2 separate regions of the Homo sapiens genome follow, and region 2 is linked to region 1. Evidence: read pairs that join two places in POLR2A ChIA-PET (ENCODE). Cell type or tissue: MCF 10A. All regions are shown on one strand. Links, peaks and the distances in the headings refer to the core of each region. The heading gives the core; the rest is flanking DNA. Region 1 overlaps STXBP4 (syntaxin binding protein 4). Region 2 overlaps HLF (HLF transcription factor, PAR bZIP family member).

Evidence for each region. Peaks named below come from ENCODE experiments on the same cell type or tissue, not always from the same donor. Only the 100,000 strongest peaks of a DNase experiment are listed, where the experiment ranks them.
Region 2: POLR2A ChIA-PET joins it to region 1 with 5 read pairs; 4 of 35 experiments call an interaction of 5 or more read pairs at or near these places.

What each region holds. Positions count from the first base shown.
Region 1 is chr17:55,061,191-55,065,587 of GRCh38, forward strand. The region is part of intron 12 of STXBP4 (syntaxin binding protein 4); the gene reads left to right. Among named protein-coding and RNA genes, the nearest start is that of STXBP4, 95 kb to the left of the region's middle. In MCF 10A, for the core only: no CTCF peak of the experiment used is centred there; no DNase peak of the experiment used is centred there.
Region 2 is chr17:55,274,529-55,278,925 of GRCh38, forward strand. All of the region lies in intron 2 of HLF (HLF transcription factor, PAR bZIP family member), which reads left to right. Among named protein-coding and RNA genes, the nearest start is that of HLF, 12 kb to the left of the region's middle. In MCF 10A, for the core only: no CTCF peak of the experiment used is centred there; a DNase peak (open chromatin) is centred at 2,093.

The DNA.
Region 1 (4,397 bases), core at 142-4,141:
GTTTTCAGATGAAGCAACAAAGGAAACCAAGAACAAATTAAATGTGTCTTTAAAAGGAACAACAATAATAAGTGATTCCTAAAGTACTTTTCACATTTTCACACTTTTAAAGATTGTGTTTCTTGTGTATTCATTTAAAAAGCAGCAAAGCCTCTAATTTTCAGAATTGATGTGATTTCTCTTATTTTTCTTTAGTGATTAAATTTTTACTAGTTTTTCAGTATAGCACTAGTAGGTGTTTTAAGATGCTATCTCATCTTCAGAGGGAAAAAGAAGAAAAATACATATATTTGTCAGTCTTTTCTGTTCTAAAAGCATGCTGTAGTAAAATGTTCCTGTTTCCATTTCAGATAGTCACTGTGGCCTCAGAATGCCAGCTTTTATTTTCTACCAAAAACCCTCTTTACTCAGATCCCTCATGCTATTCTTTTATTGCCACAGCCACATCCTACCTGCTCCCCTAACACCTGGCAAACACTAATCTGTTCTATATCTCCATAATGTTGTCATTTCAAGAATATTGTATAAATGGAATCATACAGTATGTCATCTTTTGGGATTGGTTCTTTTTACTCAGCAATAATTCCCTTGGGATTCGTCTAGATTCTTGTGTGTATCTGTAGGTTGTTCCTTCTTATTGATGAGTGCATTTAAAACTGGTTAAATCTAAATAAAGTTGTGGGTTGTATCCATGTCAGTTTCCTAGTTGTGATAGTCTATTACAGTCATGCAAGATGAAACTACTGGGGGAGGTTGGATAAAGAGTGCATTCTCCTATACATGCCTGTAATCCCAGCACTTTAGGAGGCCAAAGTGGGAGGATTGCTTCAGACCAAGAGGTCAAAATCAGCCTGGGCAACCAATCATGACTCCATCTCTACAATTATCTTAAAAGGCTTTTTTTTTTTTAAATATATATTTTAAGTTCTGGGATACATGTGCAGAACGTGCAGGTTCGTTACATAGGTATACACGTGCCATGGTGGTTTGCTGCACCCATCAATCCATCATCTACATTAGGTATTTCTCCTAATGCTATCCCTCCTCTCACCCCTGACCCCCTGACAGGCCCCAGTGTGTGATGATCCCCTTTCTGTGTCCATGTGTTCTCATTGTTCAACTCCCACTTTTGAGTAAGAACATGCAGTGTTTGGTTTTCTGTTCCTGTGTTAGTTTGCTGAGAATGATAATTTCCAGCTTCATCCATGTCCCTTCAAAGGACATGCACTCATCCTTTTTTTATGGCTGCATAGTATTACCTGGTGTATATTTGCCGCATTTTCTTTATCCAGTCTATCATTGATGGGCATTTGGGTTGATTCCAAGTCTTTGCTATTGTGAATAGTGCTACAATAAACATATGTGTGCATGTGTGTGTGTGTCTTTATAGTAGAATGATTTATAATCCTTTAGGTATATAACCAGTAATGAGATTGCTGGGTCAAATGGTATTTCTGGTTCTAGATCCTTGAGAAATCTCCACACTGTCTTCCACAGTGGTTGAACTAATTTACACTCCCACCAACAGTGTAAAAGTGTTCCTGTTTCTCCACATCCTCTCCAGCATCTGTTGTTTCCTGACTTTTTAATGATCGCCATTCTAACTGGCGTGAGATGCTATCTCATTGTGGTTTTGATTTGCATTTCTCTAATGACCAATGATGATGAGCTTTGATTGGTGTACCTGGAAGTTGGAAAAGGCTTTTTTAAAAGATTTTTAAAAATCTCTTTGAGAAAAGAAGTTATAAAGCTCTTATAGTGATAGACAGCAATCTGGTTGAAGAAACTTATTAAACAAACTTAGTTGGATTTTTTTTACATTAATTCCTTTTTTGTGATTCAGAAAGTGACTCCTGTATTCTCCACCATTAAACTATGACCAAGAAACAGCAGTGAGCTTGGAGAAGGAACACCAGCACATAGCTTTTGGACAGCCCAGCTGGCATTCCTGTTTGCGCAGACACCAACCATACCTAGTGATTCATTAGAGGTGAATGTAGCCTTCTAAGCAAGCATTGGCAAACAAAGGTGTCTATTTCAAAATTATCATTTCCAAATAGTTGTTTGTCTTTTTAATTGTAGAAAAGATCTTACCATGTTAATGATTCTAAGAGAAATTTTATTATCCTATTTATAATATAGAACTCAATTTAGAATCACAGAATTTTCAATGTTGGAAGAATCTGCAATTCTTCATAGGAACCTTCCAGTTCATTTGATTATTACCTATAGTAGGTTGGCCTAGTTAGAACTGATGCTGTTAAAGTTCTAGGTTCCATACTATGAGCCACTTATTTTCTGGCTATTTAGGGACCACATGTCATACTTTGGCATCAGTTGTACTATAAGCTCTATAGTAACTTATAAGGGAGACCTGGTAAGAGAATTTAAGAAACATTTCTAAATGCGTGCTTTATATGGAGTCATTGTGAATGCTAAACATACAGTTCTACAAGGAGCTCTCAATCTAGTAAGCAAAAATAAAAATAGAGCAAAATCGTCACTTTCTAGAAAGCATTTCATAATAGGTGCCCTGTGGCTGGTGAGTTGTTAGAGGCATATCTATATAGGAAAGTAGGCATTACTCCCCATAATTTTCTTTGCTTTACTAAAAACAAATACACATCACTAAAATTCCATTATTCAGTTGCTAAGAGAACATCTTTAAGGGTATATTTTAAACATCTACTTAGAAGCTGAACATTTTGCATTTCTTAATGTTAGAGCAATATAAATTAATTTGGCTGACAAACTAGTAAATTTTACCCAAGGAGGAAGTAGTGATAAGGCAGTTAATACTATAAAACTCTTATCTTGACAGTTTACTATGTGAGAAACACTTTCTGTCCCTTACTTCAGTATGGGACTCATGACATTGTGTTAAATGATTTATTCACAAGCTATTTTAGGGTTAAAAACAAGACTTCTCTAGTCATGCCTAATCCCACATAAATAAATCACTATTTGAAAATATTGCTTTGATTAACCGTCATCCATGTTAGATATCAAAGATTGTCTGTAACCATGGATTTGAAATTAAACTGTGAACTTCATCACAGTTCTTCAGTATTGAAGGCAGCTGATTTCCTGATGTGGTTGCTAGTGGTATTCTGCTACCCCTGCCACATGCCCTTTATCTTGTCTGTGTCCCCTTCCCACCACTGCTTTTTCCTCTTTCCTCCTCTCATATTCTTAATCACTGTTTTTCCCCTTTCACTACTGTAATTATAAGATCTCTTTACACTGTAGTTATTAACCCTATTTCTACCAATTCTGGGGCATATTTCCCTCTGTCTACAAATTGCCTTTCTAATGTTTGTTTGAGATGGAGTCTTGCTCTGTCGCCCAGACTGGAGTGCAGTGGCACAATCTCGGCTACTGCAACCTCCAGCTCCCGGGTTCAAGCGATTCTACTGCCTCCGCCTCCTGAGTAGCTGGGATTGCAGGCACGCCACCCGCCACCCGCCACCATGCCCGGCTAATTTTTGTACTTTTAGTAGAGACAGGGTTTCACCATGTTGGTCAGGCTGGTCTCGAACTCGTGACCTTGCGATCCACCCACCTCCGCCTCCCAAAGTGCCGGGATTACAGTCTAATTTTTTTTGAAGTTTTTAAACATAAATGTTTTTGTGTTGTCAAACCTTTGTCTTTATGATTTTTCGTTTTTTATAACTTTATTTAAGTTCATTCCTAGTCATATTTCAGATATATATTTACCTAGATCCCTGTAATATCTTTCTTTAATTCATCTAAGAAATTATTTTGTTAGATATATGGTATGAGATGAGGGTCTACACTTTACACTGTTTTTCCAAATAGTTGTCGCAACCACTTTTATTTTGTGTTATCATCATTATCATAGATTAAATTCTTACATAATATAGGGTCTGTATGGGGCTATCTGGTCTTTCTAGTTGCTTTTTCAATCAATATTTATTAGGTAAATGACTGTTTTATCTAACTCCTCTTTGGCCAGTACCAACTATTGCTGCTTTATGAAAGCCTTAAATTCTTGGGCCATGTTTCCTCTTGTTTCTTTATTTCTTGTTGTTTCAAAATTTGCTTACCAGTTTTCACTGATTTATTCATCGACATCAACTTAAGAATCTTTTTATTTAGCTCTTGTTATGTCTCGCTTTGAATTTAGAATTCTTGGTCAAATTCCTCCAAAACAAAATTTGATGAAATTTTGATTCCAATTTAATTAAATCTCTAAAGGTTAATGTGGAAGGAATATATTTCTGTTTTAAAGACAGATCTCCCTTAAGTCCCAAATTTCAGATGAATTCTAATGTTTAACACCCCGGAAGTTGCTTTTGAATTGTACCATTTTTCAATGAAAAGAGTTTAATCTGCAATTATGAAAGGAAGTTTCCAATACTATAAATTTTCCCTTT
Region 2 (4,397 bases), core at 85-4,084, 210 kb after region 1:
GTCAGAATGTCCTGTGTTTGAGACACCAGTCTATACGGGCAATATAGCAGTAATGTTTTTTAGAGCACAGAATTGAATAAACAAAACAGCCTGAGTGTGAATCCTGACTTTGCCACTCATTAGCTGCTCACGATCTCAGGCAAGTCATTTAAATGCTCTGAGCTTTCAGTTTCTCATCCGGAACTTTGGAATAATCATTGGACCTGCCTCATAGGACTGTTGAAGGTCATATGAGCCAATGCATGCAGAGTAATTGTCACAGTGCCTCGCACACAGCAAGTGCTTAATAACAGCTGCTGCAAGCAGCACCTTCACCACCATCTAATCTCATTTCCCATGGGAGGACCAAGCGTGGGGCTCAGAAAGAGTCTTGATACTTTTCCCTTCCTAGCTAATTAAGAACACTGGTCAAGAAATTTGGATTTCTCTCCTGCTTCTCTGCCAAGTCTTGCTTGCCCTTCTCTTAGCCTTTGAATTTTAGGTGACCTTGAGTAGCTAACTGTACCCTTTACTCATTCTTCCTGGCTCATGGGATTAAATAAACAAAATGCATTTTGAAGAAGTTTTTTTGTTTGTTTGTTTTTTGAGACAGGGTCATGCTCTGTGGCCCAGGCTAGAGAGCAGTGGCGCGATCATGGTTCACCACAACCTCAACCTCCCAGGCTCAATAGATCCTCCCACCTCAGCCTCCCAAGTAGCTGGGACTACAGGCATGCACCACCACACCTGGCTAATTTTTGTATTTTCTATAGATACAGGGTTTTGTTATGTTTCCCAGGCTGGTCTTGAGCTCCTGAGCTCAAGCAATCCACCGACCTTGGCCTCCCAAAGTGCTGGGATTACAGGTGGAAACCACTGTGCCCTGCCCAAAGAAGTTCTTGATTAGATTTCTTCCATGTCATATTTGCTAATAGATCAGTCAGTTACTGCTACCATTGAATTTTTAACAATAGACATTAATAATTATATTTAAAGGCAATATAGTGACCTTGGGGGTAAGGAAACCATAAAGGTATGTTATGGTGTTTCAGAAGGAGAAGGTTCAGTTTATCCTCCGGCTTGCAAGCAAGACTTTACATAAGCATTCCAGAATAATAATTCCTCCTCTCCCCAAGGGGTTCTTTAATGAGTAAATCCTTAATCTTTCTGAACCTTGATTGTCTCTTCTGCAAAGCAACATCCTTGTTGGGTTTTTGTGAGCTTTCTAAAGCTACTGTGCAAGAAAGATCCAGCTTGGTGCCCTGTACATAGTAGCCAAGCCTTTACCATAAGTCAGTTCAGTTACTTTTCTCTAAGAAATGATACCATGATTAGAAAACAACAGAGGACTTTGGGAGGCTGATGTGGGAGGATTACTTGAAACCAGGAGTTTGAGAGCAGCCTGGGCAACATAGCAAGACCCATCTCTACAAAATATTTTTTTAAAAATATTAGCTGGATATGGTGGCACGTGCCTGTAGTCTTGGCTACTTGGGAGGCTGAGGCAAGAGGATCGCCTGAGCCCAGGAGTTCGAGGCTGCAGTGAGCCTTGATTGCATCATTACACTCCAGCCTGGGTAACAGAGTGCAACCCTGTATCTAAAATTAAAAATTAAAGAGAAAGCAACAGAGGAGGTTTTAGGAGGCGAAGAGCAAGGTGTATGGTCCCAGAAATAGCATCTGTTTTTGCTCTGTGCTTTGGTGTTTTGATTTGTGCACCCTGAGGAAGAGAGACAAGAGTACAATTTGGCTGCTAGTTTCAAGAGACAGTGATTTAGTAGGGAAGATAAGACTTTTAGGCAAAGTGATGAGTGACAGGACAAACTAGCATGTTCTCAGTGTCAAATGACGGGTATATAGAGGCCTCCAATATCTGCTGAAAAGAGGAGGTTGAAAGATTAATCAAGAAAATGAATATAAATAAGGGAGCAGTATAGCCAATAAGAGCTGCCAGACCTCACAGGAAGAAGCCTTTGCTCAAGGCAAAGGTGCCTGGGGCGAGGCTTCTTGGAAGAGTTGTAGCCTGTGATGGGCCCGGAAGGAGGGGTGAGAGAGCCAGATTGGAGAGGTTAATGCCCCACAAAGTTATAGAGGCAGGAATGCCCACAGGGTGTTTTAGGCAACAGGGTGTAGATCCAATTTGGCTGGTGCAGAAAATTCATATGAAGGAGTCAGGGAGATGAGTCAGAGAGGTTGGTGCCAGTCAGGCTGACAACTTCATGAGTACCAGGCTGCAGAGCTTGAACTTTATCCAGTAGGCAATAGGGAGCCATTGAAGGTTTTTCAGCAGGAAAGTGCATGTGAACATTTCCACTTGAGTTCAAGGTTGGATTTGAAACATTTTTAGAAACTTGACAATAGTTTCCTCTGGCAAGCCAGGATTTCCTTATTTTTATTATTTTGAAAATAAATACTCTCCCTTGAACATCAAACAGCTTTTCAAAACACGATGTTCTAATGATCTAGAGAAAGTAATTCAAAAACACAGGGTTTAGGTTTCATTTATAAAACCCATAATTTTGGTGATTGGGGGAAACACTCTTTGGCAAGGAAATAGTTTGAGGGATTTGACTGGTTCAGAATTTAAAAGTCCAAAAGCAGGCCTGGTCTCATAGGAGTAGAAAAATAGATTTTAATAAACCCAACTCATTAACGTTCATCACTTTTAAATGCCTCTATTTTATACAGCTTACTAGGTTTGCAAATAAGTATATTGAACCAGATGTTATGTGTATGTGTGTGTGTGTGTGTGTGTGTGTGTGTGTGTGCGCGCGCATGTGTACGTGGGCATGCGTGCATTTGGGTTTGTGGGTGGGGGTGGGAAGGTTAATGTCTCAGTGATACAAATAGTACCTGATTGTAAGGATTACCTGGGGCAGTAATATCAAGCTAAAAATACTTAGCCAAGTTTCTGGCTAGCTTAAATCAGTTTTACTCCTGGGAAACAAAGGAGTCATTATTACAGTTTTGCATTCTTGAGTCCTGACCTTGTATTTGTGGCTCCCTTCTTCCCTGAAAACAGAACTGTACATCATGCTTAGATATGGGATGTGTGTGTGTGTGTTTCATATTGGGAGTACTAGTAAAGGAAAGGGACATTGTGGGAGGGGATCGGATTGGGGGGGGTTGGACTGCTGAATGTCAAGTGCATGAAATGACTTGCTCAAGCACCCCCTGAAGTGTGCTCTGATATCAAGCCAAGATTTCAGAAGGCTGAAAGAGTTGCCATAACCCAATCTAGTTCACTTAAATAGAAAATAGCTGTCAAGGTGGGCAATTTCACCTCCAGCTACATAGAGTAGACAATTACAGGAGTGTTGGCAGAATCGAGTGTCTGCTGGGGGAGAAACTATAGTATTTGTTTCTGTTAAATTGGCTTGTGGTGGGTACAGACTCCATGACCGAATGTGGAAATTCCTAAAATGTTGGTTTTCCTTCTTTTCTGACTTTTACAAACTAATGTTACTCTCTTAACTCACTACCCATCCAATCTCATTTTCTTTCCTGAAAAACTACACAGCTCCCCTGTCACACAGGGTTCGTAAAAGTTTCGTTTTTAGAAGTTTAATCTGGGATTTGTTTCCTTAATGATCTTTGGAAGAATGCTTTGGAATTTGAGGTCTTATAATGAGACATGGCTTGTGGCTATTAAACCCTGTTGCCTCTCAAATTTTGCCTGGGAGACCCTAGATTCCTAAAAACAATGAGTGCATGCTACAGAAAGATGCTTCAGGGAGCTACAACACTAAATCATCTGTGACAAAATGTTCTCTTAGAAAGTGGAATTGCATAAATGGATCAGCAGAAATAAATGCTTTGGCAGAAATTCCTTGAGTGGGGAAGAGCAATGCTTTCTTTTCTAATTAGCTCTGGGTAACAGTCTGCTGTGGTGTCTTTGCTGTGGAACCCAGGCATGGACAGTAGAGCAGGAAAGTCTCATCACTGCTCTCTAAGTGCTTCTGCACTTAATGGAAAGAGTTAAGCACGCCTGTCCATTTGTACCCAATAAATGCCTCTTGAATTGATTTGAGTGGCGAAGGTTTGTTTGGGGGAAGGATGCCACCAGGCCCTGACCAATGGGAATCAATGCAGCAAACCAGATGAACAAGATCATCTAGATATGCAGTAATCAGATTACCCAGAACAGAAATCTCAATACCCCAAGATATGAGGGGTTATTTTAAGGATAGTGGCAAACAGTTAAACTCAGCCTGCCCTGAGGATTGAGCAGAAGACTGAATTCACCTTAGTCATTATGATGTGGGCTGAGTTAGTAACACTGAAGGAGACCATGCAGGCTTTTACTAGAGAACTATGAAAACAGGACAGAGATCTCAGATCCAATTAGTACTGGATCAAAATAGTATTGTTTTTAAAAGGCCAAAGGCCATTGAAAGATTTATAGAGGAAAGAGTAAG